Linked DNA regions of Mus musculus: region 1 is linked to region 2. A link is a loop called in an ENCODE intact Hi-C map of the cell type or tissue named here. Cell type or tissue: left cerebral cortex. All regions are shown on one strand. Links, peaks and the distances in the headings refer to the core of each region. The heading gives the core; the rest is flanking DNA.

Region 1 (6,760 bases), core at 879-5,878, 550 kb after region 2:
GTCTATGTGCCATTTACCAGCTGCTGACACTAGAGTAAGCCCACTCCAAGAACATTGAGCAGGGTAAGGCTAGAGATCATCCAGATTAACACAGGAGGCACAGGTGAGGGCTTCTCTGGCCTCCATCACCAGCATCAAGCTCTTAGCTGCCTTGTTTTCCACAGCTATTAACTGAAGTTTTTTTCCAGAACACTCCTCCAACTATGTTAGGTTAGGTCTTAGCTCAAATGTCAGCTTGTCAGAGAGACTGATCCTAGCACAATTGTACACAGCACGCATTCTGTTGCCTGCCTACCTGTGCCCTTCATGGTTTCTGTTTGTTTACCCAACCACTTCATCTACCACCAAGCTTCAAGCTTGGAATGATTACAGAGTCGTTGGAATCCAGAACAGTCTCTGATATACCACAAACATATATAATTTTTCTTAGTTTTGTTGCTGGAGAGTGGATAACTCAAGCCAGGTAAAGGACCCAACTGCAGGCCGAAGAAGTTAGGAATGGTTTCTATGAGACATGAACATAGGAATACAACCTGACCGGCAAGCAGGAGCCTTTCAAAAGTCCAGGTCAAGGTGTGCTAAGTTGTTTCAGTAAGGACAAAGTTGTAAATATTCCAGCCTTTTCTGGGACGTATGATCTCTGCCATATCTTCTTTTATAAGCAACTGAGAAAAAAAAATCTCTTGAAAAAAATATAAACATGGTTTTGGAACGATGGTTCAGCCATTAAGAGTACTTCCTGTTCTTGCTGAGGACCTGAATTAAGTTCCCAGCATGCATGCTGGGTGGCTCACAACCTCCTATAACTAATATAGGATACCCTCTTCTGACCTCTCAAGGTACCTGAACTCATGTGCACACACCTGTACACATATACGCATAACTAAAAGTAAAAGCGAAATCTTCAAATTTGTAAAAGAATTCTTGACTGTCTCTTGGTCTACAGGCAAAGTTTTCCTTGATATGGAGGAAAAGCAACCGCTGTGACAGGGAAGCTAGCATAGAGACCCAACTAGAGCTAGGGAGTGGGGACTTAAGTGACAGCCAGAAGATTGTCATGGTAAGGACAGAGTGAGCAGCATCCAGGGAGAGATGGGAGCAGAGAAGCCAGAGGCAGGAGGAGAGACACTCAGAATCTAGATGGCCATGGTCTGGAATTTCTACTCCATTCTAAATGTGGAGATAATACATTTGAAGATTGTAAATAAGGGGAGAGGAGTAAGATAATGTGCTCTGTATTTTACCAAAAGGCCACTGTGGTGCTGTTTAGGGAAAAGCTTATAGTGAAAGCAGAGAGGCTGTGAGCCTCTGATAGGGAGGCAGGATAGGGATATGTGGGAGGCAGGTGAGAGATGTCAGTAGTTACGGTAATGAACGGACATGGTCTGACTTGGAGCACAGAAGGCATTATGCTCCTGGTTTTGCATCCTATTTCTTTACATTTAATGTGACTAGTTCCCTGAGGCAGTTAATATCTTTTCTATTCACATTCTATTCAAAGGCCTCAATACACTCTATTGGAGAAGTCTCTAGAAAGTAGACATCAAGGTTGTTTGCAGTTGTTCCATCCATGCTAGGAATAATCTCACAACATTTAGCTTCTCAACCTGTCATCTTTACCAAGATTTTCTCTCTAAAATGGCCTCTAGTGCTATATGAGGAGTCCTGGATTTTCTGCATTTCAAAAGGAATCAGAAAAATCAAATTAGTGATGTTCCCCTGTGCAGAGGCCCTTCTCTCAATGTCTGGGACCTCTTCCAAGGTCCTCATCAGCATTCCTTTCCAACCAGCATCTCTTGCCCTCTCCACCTAATGCCAAGTGTTTTCTTTTACCTTACAATAGCATTTTGGGGTCTTCTCCCCAATTATTATATATTTCAGTTGGTCTCCTCAATTAGTGTACTTTAAAAACATGCATCTATTTTGAATGTTTCTGTCTGAAATCCTCCGTGTTTGAAGACTTAGTGTTGTTAAATATCTTTCATGGGACCTTTGGGACCTGGGATCTATTTGGTAGATGTGGCTTAGTAGGGACTGGTCTTGAAAATTATGCCTGCCTCTAATTCTGATCTAGTTCCTGATTCCTGGTCTACCTAGGTAAGAATAGCTGCCCCTTCACACTCACACTGCTATGGATGAACCCATTCATCTTCGGTGCCTTCCCAGCCATGAAGATACTATGACCCAGAGTAAACATCTTCTCCCACAAATCACTTTATTTTCAATCCTATAGCTAACAAACAGACTAAAACATACATAAGTGATCAGAGTGTGACTTTTCTTACCACTGGCTCTCCTCTCTACCACTTCAAATGATCCTTAGCTATGCCTATGCCTAGCCCTCTTCTCCACACAAGGCTCTATGCTGTGATTGGTCTTCTACAGTGGTTGGTGTGTCCTGTGGTTGGTGTGCCCATAACTGCTTTCCTCTGATTGGCTCCCCTGAAGCCCTATGTAGTAGCAACATCACTTAGCACTCTGTCAGTATGAATTTGCCTGCAGTGCAGCATGTGTTCTGTTTTCCTACTGGCTTCCCCTTCCATGTGAGTCTTCCTTCTTTCTATTATCGTTTTCTAAGTTTGTCCCTCCTCAGTGACTGGCATCACCAGAATATGGGTATCTCCCATCCGGTGTAGGTAGGAAATCCTGCCTACTGGGTTCTCAACACTTGGAAAAGGACGTCCAAGTACTCTGCCTCTGTCTTGACTTTGTGCTTGGAAACCTGGGGAGCAAATCACCTTGCTCAGAGTCAGCAGTTAGGAGGAGAGTGAAGCCACTCACCTTTGACTGTGATGACAAAGTCCTCTCTCAGACTCTCTGATGCTTTTGCCCATCTATACTATCTCTGTGCTTCAGGATGTTTGCATAGGGTCATGCTTTAGACCAAGCTGGGATGGATCGAAAGAGCCTTATCAGTGGAATCACAGGACATTTTAAAGCTCCTAGCCTCCTGGGACAAGAAAAAGAAAGTACGGGAAGCTCCCAGGGTTGAAGCTAGAAGATTGCATAATGTTCAAGGCCAACCTGAGCTATATAATTTGGAGGGAGTGAGGGGGAGACAGAAGGAGGGATGAACAGAAGAAGGGAAAGAGGAAAGGAGACAGGGAGAGAAAGAGGGAGGGAGGGAGGGAGGGAGGGAGGGAGGGAGGGAGGGAGGGAGGGAAGAAGAAGAGAGAGAGAACTGTAGAAGCTAGAGTTCCCATACCATTTCCAGTATAACATCTCCACAAATATCAGAAAACAGTAACCGCCTCAGTGGGTAAAAACACTTGCTATACAAGCCTGAAAACCTGAGTTGAGACCCCCAGAACCCATTCAAATGCCAAATGCCAGAATGCATTTGTAATCCCAGAGCACCTAAGGAAAACAGGAAGCTGAGAAAAGAGAATCCCTGGAAGCTTGTGGGCCATCTAGCTTGACTGAAAAGACTCTGTCTCAAACAAGATGGAAAAGTGATGGTCAGACCTGGAATGACAATTGGGGTCCACCCATTTTGGGGACACATGACACCTGTACTTTGTCACATGCGAAGACACACATAGACACACACACACAAATCATAAACAGTACACAAAAGTGTTAGCATGTGTTAGAGTGTTCTCTCAAAGTTAAGGAATGGCAGAAACTATAGACCTTGAGAGCCCAGAGCTGTGCATGTGGTATAGCCATACACAGCTCAAAACCAGAAGCCACTAGCATCCCATAGGTGAGAACAGTGCAGATGGTAGAGCATCGAAGTATAGAACAGTGTGGACACTGCGGAGTCACACAGCCTAGGATATGCAGACACCATGGACCCACCTGGCAAAGGACAATGCAGATGTCATTTACCTCAAGCTTTAGGATATGGCTACCCTGAATGGCCTTTCATACAACTCTCAGAACACTGTCCCTGTTGCCAGGGAAATTTTAGTTACTTCATCCACAGTTCTCAACTGAAAATGTTTCAGTGTTTTGTTCCCTTGTCAGCCCAGAATCAAGTCTTTGTTGGCCAGGCAGTGGGGTGACAGGTGAGGTATAAACTTGATCATCCCCCAAAGATACTTCTTTAGGAATCTCTTTCCATCAAGAAAGAAATCCAGTCATGTTTGCCTCTAACAAGAGAGTCCTTCATGCCGAGTACTGCCCTTATTGGGACACTGTTTTTCATAATAGATAGAGACAGAGAGTTTGTGTTTTATTAAGCAGTGATATAAAGCCAATTAGCAAGCAGAGTGATCATCAGCTGCACTAGGCTGAATTGCTACATGCTACAGAGCAGACACATCCCTTGTATGCTTCATTCCACTTCATCTTCACAGGACTCAACAAGTTTGATTATTGTTCTTTCTTTACAGATGAGCTAGAGAGGTCGACCCAGGATTGCTAAGTATTAAATCAAGACGGGAAAGCAGGTGCTTGCAAGTCTAGAGATCTGTGCAAGCTTCCAGGAGCACAGCCAAGGCTGTCACATACCTCAGGGAGCTGCCAAGAGTTGGAGTCCCAGCCCCTGCCTCAGTTGGCAGTTTGGGAGCTGCTGCAAGTGCCCCAGAAGAGACCCTATAAGTGGTTTTTTTGTGTGTCTTCTTGCTCACAAGTGGGTAATTTGGTCTCCTTTCACAACTCAGGTTTGCTTTTGTTTTTTAATTTGAAATAACACCATCCAGTTGGTGGAGCCTACAGGGAGAACTCTTTTATTACTTTTTCTAAATATAATGTGAAAAAAACTGCTGACCCAGAGCTCTGCAACAGGAACAAATTGTGCAGGGTCTTTTAAAGAAGAGGCTAGATGGCCATCTGAGGTTGAAGAAAGGGGGCCCTCCAGCATGTGTTTTCTGGATAAGCTTAAAGCCTCTCAGCTCTGCTTTCTTCCTGATACAACCATCATGTCAGAGGAAGAATGGGCATTGTTCCATGACCTGTTTGAACTCCATAATGCTGATTGTAAAGAAGAGCATCTAGGCTCACATTCAAGGCTCTTCTTCAAGCACCATCTGAGTCCCCGCTGCATCAGTTAAGGACACTGCAAGCACGGGTTTTGTATGTGCTGTCTCAAGAGGTTGCTGCCCTTCCACATTGCTGGAGGAATGGAAAAATGAGTTTCTTTTTTGCACACACACCTAGAATCTAGCAGTGAAAGGCACATGGTGCGTCCTCAGTCATCGATAATGTGTATCTGAGTCTCAACGTCTTAAATAGAAATGATAATATATGTAGAGCCTTTAAGCATGCTGTAAGAATACCAGATTATGTATATAAAACATTCATCACATGGCTTGGCAAATTGTAGGCGATTAATTAATGGTGTCTATGATAATGTGCCTCAGAAATAAATAGTTGCAAATGGAACGCTCGTTGTTTTCCTTTGGGGAGTGAGATGGTGTGTCCTGGAACTCTGGAGAGGTCAGTCATCTGTATCACCATTTAACTTGCTTATCGATCTTGATCCACTTGCTGATGAGACCTTCTGCAGATGCTGCCCTGGGAGGTGTAATTAAAATCCAAACAAATCCAAACAGATGCAATAGAGACTAGAGAAGTGAGGGCTGGGGACCAGGTAGAAACAGGTTTGAGAAATAAGAGGCTTATTTATTGTTATTACTAGTTTCCATGCCCAGAAGAAAGGGAGAAAACATTTTTACTCTTGGACTATTTTGTCCTTCTCATCCCCATGTCACAAAGCTGTCGGGGAACAGTTAACCCCAGACAAAAGGCCCTGGGAGATGCTTTGAGACAAACATGCTTGGATCTAATGTATGGATGTGTATAGAGACAGCCCTGCTCTCAGGGACAGCTTCTCAGTGAGCTCAAACTCTTGGTTTTGCCCTTGTATGTCTGAATTGCTACTCAGGGTTATTAGTTACTTTACTAGCTGCTATAATAAAATATCCAATAGAAGCAAAGGACGGAAGACATGGTTTCACCAAGTTCATTGCCCATTTGGCTCTGCTGATTCTGGGCTTTTAGTGAGGTAAAAGATCACAGGGGTAAAAGCAAAGAAACGAAAATCCAAAGTCTATTAGAAACCCATTCCTTTCAGCTTGGCACCACCTCCTCAGGTTTCTCGAACCTCCATAAATAGCACCAACTGCCAAGGGCCAAGGATTTGGACATGTGGACCAGGGAGCCATATTAGGTGATAATACCCCAATACACGTTTTTTTATGATTTTGTATTGGTTATTTTATTTATTTACATTTCAAATGATATCCCCCTTCCCTTTTTCCCCCTCAACAACCCCCCTATCCCATCCTCCCTCCCCCTGCTTCTACAAGGGAGCTCCCCCACCCATTTACCTACTCCCACCTACATTGGGCATCGGGTCTCCACAGGACCAAGGAGAATAGAATGTTATCCCCCTTCCCATTGATGCCAGATAAGGCAATGGCTCTTCTCCTTCTATATAATGGACAGAGTCACCCTCATCCTATAGATCTGAGCTCAAGCATTCGTTGTCCTCAAACTCTCTTCTTGTCTTCTCTCTTAGAACTAGCTCTTCTCTCTAGTGAATGCCCACCACTCCACGAATGGATGGTACCTTAATACCAGTGATGGCTCATCTGCAGGTGGTCAATTTTAGTCCACTCACCCCTCTCCTGCTCATAGCACTCTGCTTGTGTCTGGGACATCTTGCCTCACTCCATCTCAGCTCATGTTAGTTGGGTGGAATTGATCCTGCACTGTTGCCAATGCCATATGTCACCAGAACTAGTCAGATTCTAGTTCACAACGATGGGAAATGGTGATATAGAAACCAAATAGGGTAGGTGAGGCAGAAACC
Region 2 (6,760 bases), core at 555-5,554:
AGGTTTTGGGGTTCAGGTCATTTCTCTTTAAGACTTAGGGGGTTCAGGTCTTGTTGCTATTCCCAAATGAAAGGATATACTGCTTCCTCCATCAAAATAAAATGCACTTTAAAGGTTATTAAAGTTTAGTGTTGTTTAATATTATGCTTTTTAATGATTATTTTTATCCTATATGTATGCGTGTTTGCCTGCATGTGTGTATGTTGCACTGTGTATGTACAGTGCCAGTGGAAGCCAGTAGGGGCTGTCAGATCCCTTGGAACTGTTGTTACAGATGTTTGTGAGCCACCACATGAGTGCTGGGAATCGAACCTGGGTCCTCTGTAAGACCTGTCGATGCTCTTAATCTCTGAGCCATCTCTCAGGTGCAATACCAGGGTTTTTAAAAGAGGGGTTGGACGGGTTTTACTTGATGCCTCTCCATTGGTGGTTCCCACCCTGCTCTCTCCTTTCCTTTCTTCTTTCTTTCCTTGCCCTCTTTACTCCTCTCTCTCCTGATCACCTTCATTCCTTCCCACATTGTCCAGGCCAAAAAAATTTTCTTTTGTTTTGCTTGAGAAAATGTTGCAGGTAGGCTGATTCACCACTTGAGTAACCACTACCTTGTGACTTCTTACTATTTTGTAATCCTGGGAGAAGAAAAAAAAAAGCAAAACTAGACTTTTGGGTGTGAACAAGCAAAGTCCATTTGTTTACACTGTCTCTCGGCCATCTCTCCATCACTAGCTCAGGCTATGGGAGTGACAAATTATCCCCACTGCCACTTGGAGGAAGCTATGGCCTACTCAGTCTGTGTTCAGTCTAAGCCGTGTCAGGAAGGGGAATTTAGCTGAAAGCACAGGTATATCTGTGGAATATATGAGTGGAGTCCTTGTTCAAGTTCTCAGGAGAACAATGGCTTAGTGCCAGCCTCTGTTTCTGTGATTTGAATTTGAATCTCTGCCCTCTCATATATTGAGTGCTTGGCCTCTGGCTGGCTGTGCTATCTTAGTAGGTTCTAGGCAACTTAGGGAATAGGGTCAAGCTAGAGGAAGTAAGATTCTGAGGGTGAATCCTTGGGAATATATACCTGGACTGTTCCCATATCTTTGAAGCATTCTTATTTCCCTGTCAGACTCCTGGCTAGCCACTTAGTGAATGGCACTCCTTTGCTATATATTCCTACTATTTGTCACAAACTTCTTTCTAATGCATGGCACCAACTAGCCACCACCCCCTTGGCCCAAATGAATCTTTCCTTTATGTAATTTCTCTCAGATATTTAATGTTAGTGTGACAAAGTGACACTAATATAAATGCTGGAGGTTGGGTAGTGGTAAGACACACTATTTATAGTTTCTAGGGACCCATTTATGGTGAATGATTGGGCATAAGTTTTCATAGCAAATGTAGTCTGTGACTTAAAATCAGAGAGGCATCTCACTCATTTGGCAAAGCCAAATGTTAGGCAGCTGGCATAGCACTGGTCTGCCCTGTGTTAGGAACAGTGACCAAGATGCACAGGTCCTTATGCACCTCTGAGAGGGACACAAATAAACGACTAGAGCAATCGGATGTGACAGTAGGTGTGGAGAAGGAAATGACAACCTGGGACTAAGCAGATGATCACCGCTCTTGCAGGGAACACAGGTTCAGTTCCACACACTCACAAGCTGTCTCTCAACCACCTGCAACTCCAGTTCTAAGGTGCCTGAGAAACTCTTCCAGCCTCCACAGCTTCCCTCAGGCACAGGACACACATAAACTCTTGCAGGCATACACAAGTGCACACAAAAGTAATAACTCAGTCCAGAGAAAATACTTTAGAGTGGATGGATTTGCTTTGGTTCACTGTTTCAGAGGGTTCAGGACTTAGGTGGTTGGGCAAAACCTCATGGAAGTAGGAGTTTATGGCAAAGGAACTCTTTGCGGCAGAGAGAAAGCAGGGAGGGGGGCTACCACAAGAGTCCACAGAGACATATAGCTGATAGAAGTAAGTCCAGGGTCTTAATAAAAGAGACCACCACTCCAAATGAAGTGTCTGGAAAAGGCAAACTTCACTCTAGCACAAGAGGGAACTCCCCAAGACCGGAACTTGGGTTTTATTCTAAGGAAGGTGGTGACTGTCTTTTGATTTGAATTAAGTTTTTCCTTCATCGGCTAGGGTCCAGCCTCACAATCTTATTCATTCGGCTACGTTGGAAAGAATTGTTGCATAGGAAATGAAGAGGAAGGGAAAAGGAAGCAACGCAGTCCTAGAATACGGAAGTGGGGCTTTGAGTAAATGAAAGGTTTTACTGGATAAACAGATAAGACTATTAGAACTACTTGTCCTAAACGTATTGTTATGGTAAGACTCATTCTTGATATTTGTTACATAGCCCAAAGAACCCAACCTGGGTGAACTGCCTCCTCCAATTAGGTCTCACCTCTAACTGCCATTCAACAAACTAACAAACAAATCATTAAGTTGTGAATATACCAAAGTCCTGATCATCTAATGGGCTCTTGAAATGTCCTCTCAGTCACACCTAAAGGCATGCTCACTACCATCCTCCCCACCCACCACCCACCCCACCCCCGCTGCCCCGCCCACATTTCTTAACCCTATCAAGTCCACAAGGAGCCCTGGGAACCCACAGAAGCTCTGTCTGCATAGCAGTGTGGTACCATTCAAAAGCATTCCAGTAGATGGCAATAAAGTTCCATGTAACTTCGTGGAATCCTTTGTCCCAGTAAAGTCTGCATTAGATTTTTTTTTTTTTTCTTTTCAACAGTTGGAGTGAAAATGTGTCGCTGGGGAAGGGATGTGTTTCTCCCCTCTTATTTACACTAAGCTGGCTTACCAGTTAGTGGTGCCACAAGCTTTTGTCTTAGCACAAGGTATTGTAGAAGAAGCGTGCTGACATTTCCAAGAATATTTTGAAGGATGCAAAATCCACTCGATATGAATAGGTATCTGAACAGAGGGTACACAGTTCAACATATAAAATAGGAAAAGAATTGCCGCAGAGAAGCCTATCAAGTCTGCTGAGCCTGACCTTGCCTGCCCTATGGCATCTTCTGAGTGACTGGGCTGCCCAGAAGCACCTTGGAGTAGAGCTCTGATGAGCTTCAGTGAGGCGTCGACTGTGGAACTGTGGAACTGTGTCAGTGGGCACTCTGGCTGCCACAGAGCTAGTGCAAGGCATAGTGTCACTTGCCATCAAAATCTTCTCGGTTTCTGAGTGCAGAATGAGGATATGAGTTGTGAGTTCAGACAGCAGTCGACAGCCAGCATCTTATCTGAATTTGCCCTGGTTTCCACGTTTTCAGAGTGAGAGGTAAGAATTTACTTCAGGAGAGCTTTACCTCGAACATGAGACTCTAGACTAAGAAGAACTCTGTTCACAGGAAAGGGGACTTTATGGGCTTTGCAGAGTCTGGGAGAGGGGGTATCATCTCCCACTTGCTTCCTCCTAGGAAATGGGTTTGATAAATACTTGGGAGTGAACAGGCAGAGGAGAGGATCTTCCAGACTTTTACTTTCAGTGTTTCGAAGCAGTAAGCTACAACCAAGGGGTATTTGGGCGCCCAGCAGGCAGCAGGAAGCCCCAGCAGGATAGGTAATTAGACCTCACAGCCAGAGGCCCAGCTCTTCTCACCCTGAAATAGAAGACAGAGAGGTTGGGGGTGGATTTCTTGGGTCTGGCTGAAAAGTCAGACCCAAGGAGAGTCTTCATAGAGTCAGCCCATCTCACCATTTAAATTCCATGCTCTCTTTAATCAGAACGTTCTTTAATGGGTTGTCTGGGAGCACATTTGAACCTCGTTGAAGCCCACTGTCTGCAAATCCAACTGGGTAGGAGGCTTAATCCGTTTTTGTTTTTTGTTTTTTATTTATTTTTTATTTTTTGATACTCACAGGTCCCTCAGCCTTGCTGAACAAGGGACAAAATGAGAATTCTTAGAGTTAAATATTACATCCAACCTTAAAACTGCCTTGTGTAGCAATGTCTTTAAATCCTAGCGTACATTTTCCTTTCCCAAGGAGCAACATAGCCTAGTATCTTTCACCTGTGTCTTGGCTTTTAGGTTCAGGTTCTGGGCCTCAAGTTGTCTTTATCTTGTGTACTTTTAATTTTTGAATGTGCCTCGGTATGTTACCGCTCATCTTTCTGTCAGTCTTTTTAAATGTTCATGCTAAGTTACAAGGAAAGAGAATTCCCAAATTTCAGAACATCAAAATCTGCACCTGAGGTTGCCCTGGGGTAGCGTTCCTTACCCTTCTATCCACTTCAGAATCTCTGGGGTGGGTGGAGGCTTTAAGAGTCCAAGACCTTGAGCCTTATCCCAATAGGTGTGGTATGGACTCCTGGGGCCTCAACATCTTCCCAGCTGAGTCCAGTGTGTGACAGTCCTGTGCTGAGTTCACAGTGAGCACAGGTCTCCACCAGCCCCCTGTCCAGAGAGCTCTGGTTCCCTTCCCCATGGGGTCACAGTTGAAAGCCTTGAGGCTTCCTGGTTATGTACTGTGCTGGCAGAGCCAAGCTATGCAGTAAGGACTTAGCTGCTCTGTGCTCTGTGACCAGATACTGTAGTCCTTAAGTGTGTCTTGGTATGGATTTTTGTGACTGTAATGATAAGCAAAGCCTTTGCTCTATCCTTTTAGGTTTAGGCTAAGTGGGGTAGACATAAAGGCACCAGAACCAGGGGAGTCTTGGTTGTGCCACGTCTTATGATGGTCGTATGACTGGGAAACCAGGATGTGGTGGGGAGCTGTATTCAAGGTAACATGTCTAGGACCAGTCCCCAACTTCTGTTTTTGTTTTTGTTTTTTCTGGCACTCTACTCTCTCACGCATGGGTGGAGAGTGTTCCTGGAGAGGCCATGACCATGTGCTGGTGCTGGGAGGAACCTTAAAAGGTTAGATGGCATCTGTCCTGTTCAGCAAGGACTCCATCCACTTAACCATGAGCACTCATTTTCTTAAACTTCTCGGGGGGGTGGGTGGAGAGAGAGAGAGAGAGAGAGAGAGAGAGAGAGAGAGAGAGAGAGAGAGAGAGAGAGAGAGAGAGAGTCATTCTATAGCTCTACCTGTCCTGGAACCTACGATATAGTCCAAGCTGGCCTCAAACTCACCAAGATCTGCCTGCCTCTGCCTCCTATGTACTGCCACTAAAGACTGGCACTGTCATACCTGGCTGATATACTTTTGACACAATGTAGAAATAGAGAAGAGGAGCGTCCATTGAGAAAATGGCTCCATTGGATTGATTGTAGTCAAGTCTGTAGGGCATTTTCTTGATAAATGATTGGTGTGAAAAGGTTCAGGCCATTGTAGGTTGTGCTACCTTGGGTAGATGACCCTGGGTAGTAAAGAAAGAATAGTCTGAAATCTAAGTGGATCAAGGAACTCCACATAAAACCAGAGACACTGAAACTTATAGAGGAGAAAGTGGGGAAAAGCCTCGAAGATAAAAATTCCTGAATAGAACAGCAATGGCTTGTGCTGTAAGATTGAGAATCGACAAATGGGACCTCATAAAATTGCAAAGCTTCTGTAAGGCAAAAGACACTGTCAATAAGACAAAAAGGCCACCAACAGATTGGGAAAGGATCTTTACCAATCCTAAATCAGATAGGGGACTAATATCCAATATATATAAAGAACTCAAGAAGGTGGTCTCTAGAAAATCAAATAACCCCATTAACAATGGGGCTCAGAGCTGAACAAAGAATTCTCACCTGAGGAATACCAAATGGCTGAGAAGCACCTGAAAAAATGTTCAGCATCCTTAATCATCAGGGAAATTGTCGCGTCCGCTCTCGACCAGCAAGAACGACACGACCACCAGTCCTTCTAACAGCAGTTTATTCAGTCCTGATTCTTCTTGTTTATATCTGCCCCGAACCCTGGGCCTCTCACTCCTTTTATACTCTCATCCATGCACAGCAGGCCATGCCGCCTCACCAGGCACGCAGCTTCAGCTAATCAGGGCAGCAGGGGCATATCTCCATCAAACTGGATTCTCCGGTATCCTGGTGCACCTGCACAGCTCTCAAGATGTTTGCGGCTTATATGAGGAAGTCAGGTGCAAGTCATACGACTTAGCTACAGTCCCTGGCGCCTTTGGGACTGCCGCCACACCCGCTCCTAACAGGAAATGCAAATCAAAACAACCCTGAGATTCCACCTCACACCAGTCAGAATGGCTAAGATCAAAAATTCAGATAACAGCAGATGCTGGCAAGGATGTGGAGAAAGAGGAACACTCCTCCATTGTTGGTGGGATTGCAAGCTTGTACAACCACTCTGGAAATCAGTCTGGCGGTTCCTCAGAAAATTGTACATAGTACTACCAGAGGATCCCGCAATACCTCTCCTGGGCATATATCCAGAAGATGTCCCACTATGTTCATAGCAGCCTTATTTATAATAGCCAGAAGCTGGGAAGAACCCAGATGTCCCTCAACAGAGGAATGGATACAGAAAATGTGGTACATTTACACAATGGAGTACTACTCATCTATTAAAAAGAATGAATTTATGAAATTCCTAGGCAAATGGATGGACCTGGAGGGCATCATCCTGAGTGAGGTAACCCAATCACAAAAGAACTCAAATGATATGTATTCACTGATAAGTGGATATTAGCCCAGATACCCAAGAATACAAGATACAACTTGCAAAACACATGAAACTCAAGAAGAACGAAGACCAAAGTGTGGGCACTTTGCCCCTTCTTAGAATTGGGAACAAAACACCCATGGAAAGAGTTACAGAGACAAAGTTTGGAGA

The links. A loop is a pair of places that touch in the nucleus more often than their neighbours do. Peaks named below come from ENCODE experiments on the same cell type or tissue, not always from the same donor. Only the 100,000 strongest peaks of a DNase experiment are listed, where the experiment ranks them.
Region 1: it touches region 2 in a loop (6-fold over the local background); 13 of 42 quality-filtered maps call a loop at or near these places.

The regions. Positions count from the first base shown.
Region 1 is chr7:40,264,434-40,271,193 of GRCm38, forward strand. No RefSeq gene overlaps it. Among named protein-coding and RNA genes, the nearest start is that of Gm38996, 28 kb to the right of the region's middle. In left cerebral cortex, for the core only: no CTCF peak of the experiment used is centred there; no DNase peak of the experiment used is centred there.
Region 2 is chr7:39,713,887-39,720,646 of GRCm38, forward strand. No RefSeq gene overlaps it. Among named protein-coding and RNA genes, the nearest start is that of Gm26327, 87 kb to the left of the region's middle. In left cerebral cortex, for the core only: a CTCF peak has its summit at 2,671 (motif pointing right); DNase peaks (open chromatin) are centred at 2,688 and 3,033.